Linked DNA regions of Homo sapiens: region 2 is linked to region 1. A link is an interaction called in ENCODE POLR2A ChIA-PET data of the cell type or tissue named here. Cell type or tissue: endothelial cell of umbilical vein. All regions are shown on one strand. Links, peaks and the distances in the headings refer to the core of each region. The heading gives the core; the rest is flanking DNA. Region 1 overlaps PAXIP1 (PAX interacting protein 1). Region 2 has its middle 33 kb from the start of PAXIP1-DT.

Region 1 (4,394 bases), core at 165-4,164:
AAAATAGTCGGGGGGTAAAGAGGGGAGGAGCAGCTATGGGAAGAGGGTTCATATTTTTCAGTAATTTTTTTTTTCTTTTTTTACATTTTTGTTGTTAAAAAAAAAAAAATTACTATTATTTTGAGACCAGATCTCACTTTGTTGCCCAGGCTGGGGTGCTGTGGTGCAATGATGGCTCACCACAGCCTCGAACTTCCCAGACTCAAGCGATCCTCCCACTTCAGTCCCCCGAGTAGCTGGGACTACAGGCACATGCCACCATGCCAAGCTGATTTTAAAATTTTTCTGTAGAGATGAAGTCTCACTGTGTTGCCCAGGCTGTTCTCGAACTCCTGGCATCAAGCAGCTTTCCTTCCCCGGCTTCCCAAAGTGCTGGAATTACAGGCATGAACCACCACACCCAGCCCGTTTTTTTCAAGAGTTTATGACCCCAAATGGTTAATTACCACTGATCTAGGAGAAAAAATACCTGTCTGTCTTTTTGGTCTGGCTGTTTTTAGAGGGAAGTAAATGAAATATAATGGTGACATTTAAATATCCGAAGGCTGTACAGGTAAATGTAGCTGTAATATTATGTACCTGAATATGGGCGAGAATTTTGTGGGTCACACTTGCCACACTTCACGTGTCCACACTTTTCAGAGTATGTGCTGTTCTGTTTTCCAGATGAGCAGAACTACATTCTCCGAGATGCTGAGGCAGAAGTACTTTTCTCTTTCAGCTTGGAAGAATCCTTAAAACGGGCACACGTTTCTCCACTCTTTAAGGTACACTTTAAGGGAAAAGTAAATCAGTCCAAGTAAGCATAACACACGGACCTGCTCAAGGGAACTACCAGGTGATTTGGTGGGAAGTGCGCCTCCAGGGGAGCTGGGCTCACCCTGCATCCCATTTACCTCTTGGCTTCCTTCTTGGACATTGCCACTGGAGGTCTTCCTCCTGTGAACCACAGCACATCTCTAGAGAACTTTTCTTTACTATAATGTTTAAAAATAAGTACACAAATTTAATAAATACATCTATGAGAAATAAGTTATTCAAAGAATAGGTTTTTGAGTAATTGGTTAAGAGGCATGTTCATTTTTCTGCTTTTAATAAATCTTTAGAGGACATCGCTTACTTCGTACTATTGTCAGTAAATGTATATTCAGCTGGAGAAGATACTTGGGAAAATATTCAGTGTGTGCATAGATATAATTCAGTACTAAAAGATTTTTAAATGTTAGATAAGTGTTAGAACAGCTAGGAATTTTTTTTGTACCAAAGAACTAAGTAAATCAATAAAGATAATCGGTTCTTTAACCTTCTTAAGGAGTCAACAGGAATTAGAAATTATTTGCAGTTTCAGACAGAATAGTATTTTGTGGTATCCTCAGGAGCAATCTTGTTAGATAATTAAATCTTAAGCATCAATATCATTTCCTGCTCTGAGTTCAAATAATATGGAGAAAATAAAGAAAAGGGATATAAGCCAGGCAGCATGCTATGCCAGAGGCTGTTGCTGGGCAGATAAGTGTGGTGAAATATAATGCTGATTTAAAATTGTATAGAAATTGTGAAAAATATTTGTAATATTCTTGCTTATTCACAAAACACTTTGTTTTAGGGACTTAAGTTCTGGTTACTTTAAATCATCTTCAGGCATACTTAACATGTGAAAATGCTTACATTCCAAATTTACATAGCTGGATTCCTCTTCCACTTCAGATTGAGTGCTAGTAGGAGAATAGTACCTTCATAATGTCATAAAATTTGAAATTTTGTCAAAAATCTCAGGGCAGAATCTATGAGAATTATGTACTCTAAAAATTAAAGCATTTTAAGAACATAATACATATATTTTCATTTAATTTTAGGCAAAATATTTTTACATCACACCTGGAATCTGCCCAAGTCTTTCCACTATGAAGGCAATCGTAGAGTGTGCAGGAGGAAAGGTGTTATCCAAGCAGCCATCTTTCCGGAAGCTCATGGAGCACAAGCAGAACTCGGTGGGTAGAGTGGAGTCCGCCAGCGAGTCCGTCATTGCCCTGTATCACATTCAGCGTTCGGTCACTGAGAAACTCATTTTCTTTTCCTTAGAGTTTGTCGGAAATAATTTTAATATCCTGTGAAAATGACCTTCATTTATGCCGAGAATATTTTGCCAGAGGCATAGGTACGTTTCCCCGCTTACCTGTGTGAGTATGTGTGCACGCACAGCAGTGGATCTCTAACTAAAGTGTCTGTTTCCACCCTGTTCAGATGTTCACAATGCAGAGTTCGTTCTGACTGGAGTGCTCACTCAAACGCTGGACTATGAATCATATCCTTTCCAAAAGAGAATTAAAAAGTAGACGGGTTAGATATGAAATGGATTTCCCAGGTTAATAAGGCAGTACCTTTCCTGTTTTGCAAGCCATTTTTCCTTTCTTTGCTATTGTGATTTATGCAGTGAACAATTCTTTTCTCTTCAGAATATTCATTTGAGTTGCTAGTAAAAATATTCTCTTAACTTACTGAGAGTTCAGTTTTAATAGGTGATGTTAATTAGAAAGGATCTATACTGTCTAGTTTATGGAGGTATTAAAGAATTTGACAATTAGATAAAATAGAAAATAATTGCAAAAATAAATATATGTTTCTTTTTATCAGCTCACCTTTGAGTTTGTAGTTTTCCAAATGAAATTTAGTTCGTATATAGTCTTTGTACTCAGGAACTTTGGGATGGGAGATAAATTACTACTAAATGGAAGCGGCAGAATGAATACTTCATCAACATGTCAGGAAAATGCAAAGGTCAGTCTTTAGAATATTGACACCTAGGCTTTTTTCTATTTCAGACATTCAGGAAAAAATAAAGCTCATCATCTGTTATTTGAATTCCTTATTAAAAATCTCTGAATTATTATTTTAATGTAGGAACAGCCTATCAGTGAAGCAAAACATGCCTTACAGGTCCTTATGGGAAAATTCTGTTTCCACTTCCGTTTCCCATTGCAGAGCACCTTCTCTCAGGGCTGTTCTCAGGACTTCTCCCTGGGCCTCCTGCAATGAGGCTGGAGCTCCTCCTCTCTGTGAGGGTGGGAGCCTCTGCCACCTCTGACCAGTGTCAACCTCAGTGGACCTTTCCTTAAGCAGGGGAATTTTGTGTTTGGGATAGGACTGCTTCAGTAAGGCGCAGAGGTCAGAATGATACCCATCCTTGCCGAGTTTTTTTTTCTTCGTGTGTGCCTGTTTCATCCAGGTAATTACATTTAAGTATATTTACATTTAAATACACTGACATTCATCCAGTTAATTACATTTATCAAACATTTTCCTCTTAACGCTAAAGAGCTTATGGTTATAATAGTAGACAGAAGACCTTGATATCACTGAGAGAAAAGCACTTTTAAGAAGTAAAATTTGGCCGGACGTGGTGGCTCATGCCTATAATCCCAGCACGGGAGGCCAAGACAGGTGGATCACCTGAGATCAGGAGTTCGAGACCAGCCTGGCCAACATGGTGAAACCCTGGCTCTACTAAAAATAGAAAAAATTAGCTGGCCATGGTGGCGGGTACCTGTAATCACAGCTACTTGGTGAGGCAGGAGAATCACTTGAACCTGGGAGGCAGGGGTTGCAGTGAGCCAATATCGCGCCATTGCACTACAGCCTGGGCAACAAGAGCGAAACTCTGTCTTTAAAAAAAAAAAAAAAAAAAAAGAAGTAAAATTTGCCTCAGTCCCAGAATCCAATGTCATGTTTAGCCATAAATAAATAGCCTGTCTAGTTGGAATGAGGCTTGGTGCAGAAACGCTCTTACCATTCATACCAGAGCTTGCTGTATTCCATACCGCCATCTATTAGAAAATTATTGTAGGAGCTACTGATAGGAATGATAAGAGGCCTGTTAAATTTTTACAGATATGCTATAAGCATTTGGTTTTTATACAACATGTACTCTTGCATTTTTTCCAGACTTTTTCCTAACATTCATGTTTGTATTTGTGAAAGCCTGTTCTACACTACATTTACTTTCAGAAGAAATTGCTTTAAAAGTCATACAGGAGACTTATGAGTATTACCTTGGGGGCCTTTTTTCATATCCATAGCTTGATGAATTTTGCCCAAAGTGGACGGTTTAGAATTGCAGAGGTCACTACCTGCTCCTGCAGGTATAAGTAGGAGTCAGCTATTTGTGGTGGGGCTTTGGGGATGTCAGCTCTTGGGGGTTGTGTGTTGTACATGTTAATTTAAAGGACATTTCAGCTATTGCTGGGCCTCAGTTCTGGCCGCATGGTGGATACCTTGCGGAGCTGGCACAGGTGCTGATGTCCCCGGGCTGAGTGAGCCTGTGTGTCGGGGCTGAGGGCCTCCTGTGATGTGGGTATGCAGCAGAGCGACTGGTTTGAATGGGTAAGAAAGAGGCT
Region 2 (4,394 bases), core at 241-4,240, 90 kb before region 1:
TGATGCAGGAAAAAGAAAAGTTAATGAAAACTCTATTTTGATTTTTACAAATAAAAGAAAATATTGTATCCATACAAACAAGAATAACATGCCATTTTACAAAAGGAAAAAAGCTGGGTACATTGGCTCACACCTGTAATCCCAACACTTTGGGAGGCCGAAGTGGAAGGATCACCTGAGGTCAGGAGTTCGAAACCAGCCTGGCCAACATGGTGAAACCCCATCTCTACTAAAAATACAAAAATTAGCCAGGCATGGTGCATGCCTGTAGTCCCAGCTACTCGGGAGGCTGGGGCAGGAGAATCACTTGAACCCGGGAAGTGGAGGCTGCAGCTAGCAGAGATAGCACCATTGCATTCCAGCCTGGGTGGCAGAGTGAGACTCCATCTCAAAAAAAAAAAAAAAAGGAAAACACACGGGGAGAAAGCGAACACTTAAAATTTTCTCTTAAACAGAGGAAGTGAAAGTGCAACAGAATAGGAATTGTTGCAAATAGCTTTAGGCATGAAAATGGTATTCTGGGTTTTTTAGAGTCTTTATCTTTGGCAGGTGCATGCTGAAGGATTTACAGATGAAGATTTGAAGTCTGGGATTGGCCATGGGTTGATCATTGCTGAAGCTGGATGATGGGTACCTGGTGCTAAAGATTTTAATTATGTTATTTTCTCTACTTTTGTATATGTCTGGAAATTTCCATGATAAAATTTTAAAGGAAATTCAGTAGAAGAAAAGTTTTAAAAAATTCTCTAAGAAAGTGGAATAAGGACAAAATTAGAAAACAAATGCAGGGACGGGCACATTGGCTCACACCTGTAATTCTAGCACTATTAGAGGTTGAGGCGGGAGGATTATTTGAGGCCAAGAGTTAAAGACCAGCCTGGTCAACATAGTGAGACCCCGTTTCTACAAAACAGATTTTTGTTAATTAGCTAGGTGTGGTGACATGTGCCTGTAGTTGCAGATATTTGGGAAGCAGAGGTGGGAGAATGGCTTGAGCCCAGGAGTTCAAGGCTGCAGTGAGCTATGATCACACCACTGCACTCCAGCCTGAGAGAGAGACAGAAAGAGAGAGAGAGAGAGAGAGAGAGAGAGAGAGAGAGAGAGAGAGAGAGAAAGTAAGTTAGTTCAGGAAAAAGAAAGATGGTGAAGGGAGATTCCAAAATGGCAGGTGCACATCAGGCCTAGAAGGCAGCAAGTCCAGATTGGAGCAAAAGCTCCAGGCTCTAGGAGAGAGGTCTCAAAAAAGATGGCCCTGATACAGCACTGGATATGTTCACAGGAAAGCTGCACAAAAGACAAAGTCAGGGAAGCAAATTAAATCCAGGGAAAATAATGTTATATAAGAAATGGAGGCAGTGTGTGGTGGCTCACACCTTTAATCCCAACACTTTGGAAGGCCGAGGCGAGTGGATCACCTGAGGTCAGGAGTTCGAGACCGGCCTGGTCAACATGGTGAAACCCCATTTCTATCAAATATATACAAAAATTAGCTGGGCAAGGTGGCAGGCACCTGTAATCCCAGCTACTTGGAAGGCTGAGGCAGGAGAATTACTTGAACCTGGGAGGCGGAGGTTGCAGTGAGCCAAGATCACGCCATTGCACTCCAGCCTGGGTGACAAGAGGGAAACTCCATCTCAAAAAAAAAAAAGAGAAGTGGATTGGAATATAATCCCAGTATATATTGTGACCCAGCTATGAATAATAATCTTTACACAGCTTTAATAATAAAACACTGAATATTTATTATATAGCTATATTGAGAAGTGAATGGGGGGTGGAGTGAGGGAGGTATAATCTGTCTTCATTTTCCATAGTTAGGAGTCAATAATAAAAGTGAAAAATTGAGAAACAACAGCATAAGCATTCTATTTAAAAATATACAAGTAGGCTGGATGTGGTGGCTCATGCCTGTAATCCGAGCACTTTGAGAGGCCAAGGTGGTGTCAGAGACGTTTGAATCAGAGCAACTCCATCTTGAATAGGAGCTGGGTAAATATATATATGGCCTGGCATGATGGCTCACGCCCATAATTCCAGCACTTCGTGAGGTTGAGGCAGGCAGATAACCTGAAGTCAGGAGTTTGAGACCAGCCTGGCCAACATGGCCAATATAGTGAAACCCCATCTCTACTAAAAATACAAAAATTAGCTGGGCGTGGTGGAAGGCGCCTGTAATCCCAGCTACTTGGGAGGCTGAGGCAGGAGAATCACTTGAACCTGGGAGGCGGAGGTTGCAGTGAGCCAAGATCGTGCCACTGCATTCCAGCCTGGTGGCAGAGCGAGACTCCATCTCAAAAAAAAAAAAAAAAAAAAAAGCAAGATGGAGTTGGTTAAATCAGATGTTTTTTACTGTTATAATATTCTCACTGGTATGAATTTTGGTATTTACAAGTAAATGCCAAAATAAATAATTACTGGAGCTTTTTGGGGTTTTTTGTTGTTGTTGTTTTCTGTTTTGTTTTGTTTTTTACAGATTGTCTTTCAGATAGGGTAGATTGCTGATCTTTATTGTACATCTTGTAGAACTCATTAAGCTTTAATAAAACATTGGTTTAAAAAATCCAAAGTAGGGATTACAAAGCCATCACCTGAAAACAAGCAGACAATTGATTAAGAAACATTATCAGTGTCAAGAAATTGAAGGCCAGATGCGTTGGCTTATGTCTGTAATCCCAGCACTTTGGGAGCCCAAGGCGGGCAGATCACCTGAGGTCAGGAGTTTGAGACCAGCCTGGCCAACATGGTGAAACCCCATCTCTACAAAAAATACAAAAATTAGCCGGCGTGGTAGTGCGCACCTATAATCCCAGCTACTCAGGAGGCTGAGGCAGAAGAATCGGTTGAATCCGAGAGGCGGAGGTTTCAGTGAGCCAAGATCCCACCATTGCACTCCAGCCTGGGGAACAGAGCAAGACTCCATCTCAAAAATAAGAAGAAGAGGAAGAGGAAGAAGAAGAAGAGGAAGAGGAAGAAGAAGAAGAAGAAGAAGAAGAAGAAGAAGAAGAAGAAGAAGAAGAAGAAGAAGAAGAAGAAGAAGAAATTTAAACTGCCTCTGCAAAATTCGTAACAGTGAGAAAATTATGACAGTGAAAAAGATCTGATCTAACCAACTCCATCTTGCCTTTAACCTCCAAACTGCCCTTGGTCATTCCTGAGCTTAGGCCAAGCTAGCTTTGGGAGAAATTGAGTTATGGTTTAAATGCTAATAGCCATTCCCAAAACTAAACCACCTTTGTAAAACTAATGAAAAGCCACCAGGTTAGCAGTGTGAGAGGGGCCTGAATTCTGCTAAGATGTAGACATAATTAACCAATTACCAGCCATTGTTCCAGAGGTCACAAGATTTGTAACTTCTCCAACTACTCCTGTAAATAACGTCACTACTGTAGAACCTAAGATTTGCCTTTTGAGATATCTTTTCAAGCTTTTGCATTTCTGAAGACCAGATGGTCCCACCCGGTCCAGCGACTTCTCTGTGGACCCCACCCAGAAGCAGCCGGCACAGAACGGCCATTTTCCACACCTCTAGGATTGCAACCCCAAACAATCAGCATTGCCCCTAACCCCAGCCCCCTGCCCACCAAACTATCCTTGAAAAACCCTAGCATCTAGATTTTCAGGGAGGCTGATCTGAGTAATAATAAAACCCCAGTCTTCATTTTATTTTATTTTATTTTATTTTTATTTATTTTTATTTTTTATTGATCATTCTTGGGTGATTCTCGCATAGGGGGATTTGGCAGGGTCATAGGACAATAGTGGAGGGAAGGTCAGCAGATAAACAAGTGAACAAAGGTCTCTGGTTTTCCTAGGCAGAGGACCCTGCGGCCTACCGCAGTGTTTGTGTCCCTGGGTACTTGAGATTAGGGAGTGGTGATGACTCTTAACGAGCATGCTGCCTTCAAGCATCTGTTTAACAAAGCACATCTTGCACCGCCCTTAATCCATTTAACCCTGAGTGGACACAGCACATGTTTCAGAGAGCACCGGGTTGGGGGTAAGGTCATAGATCAACAGCATCCCAAGGCAGAAGAATTTTTCTTAGTACAGAACAAAATGGAGTCTCCTATGTCTACTTCTTTCTACACAGACACAGCAACAATCTGATTTCTCTATCTTTTCCCCACATTTCCCCCTTTTCTATTCGACAAAACTGCCATCGTCATCGTGGCCCATTCTAAATGAGCTGTTGGGTACACCTCCCAGACGGGGTGGCGGCCGGGCAGAGGGGCTCCTCACTTCCCAGAAGGGGCGGCCGGGCAGAGGCACCCCCCACCTCCCTCCCGGACGGGGAGGCTGGCCGGGCGGGGGCTGCCCCCCACCTCCCTCCCGGACAGGGAGGGTGGCTGGCCCAGTCTGCATTTTAAACAGCTCTACGTGTATTAAACTTTTTC

What was found. Peaks named below come from ENCODE experiments on the same cell type or tissue, not always from the same donor. Only the 100,000 strongest peaks of a DNase experiment are listed, where the experiment ranks them.
Region 2: POLR2A ChIA-PET joins it to region 1 with 6 read pairs; 2 of 35 experiments call an interaction of 5 or more read pairs at or near these places.

What each region holds. Positions count from the first base shown.
Region 1 is chr7:154,944,276-154,948,669 of GRCh38, reverse strand. PAXIP1 (PAX interacting protein 1) reads left to right here. Exons shown (of 21, transcript NM_007349.4): 17 at 667-767; 18 at 1,857-1,991; 19 at 2,083-2,158; 20 at 2,245-2,305. PAXIP1-AS2 (PAXIP1 antisense RNA 2) reads right to left here. Exons shown (of 8, transcript NR_024476.1): 3 at 4,050-4,394; 4 at 2,177-2,310; 5 at 1,879-2,077; 6 at 897-977; 7 at 580-772. Among named protein-coding and RNA genes, the nearest start is that of PAXIP1-AS2, 18 kb to the right of the region's middle. RefSeq lists an enhancer at 1,447-2,646. In endothelial cell of umbilical vein, for the core only: no CTCF peak of the experiment used is centred there; a DNase peak (open chromatin) is centred at 2,309.
Region 2 is chr7:155,034,601-155,038,994 of GRCh38, reverse strand. No RefSeq gene overlaps it. Among named protein-coding and RNA genes, the nearest start is that of PAXIP1-DT, 33 kb to the right of the region's middle. In endothelial cell of umbilical vein, for the core only: no CTCF peak of the experiment used is centred there; no DNase peak of the experiment used is centred there.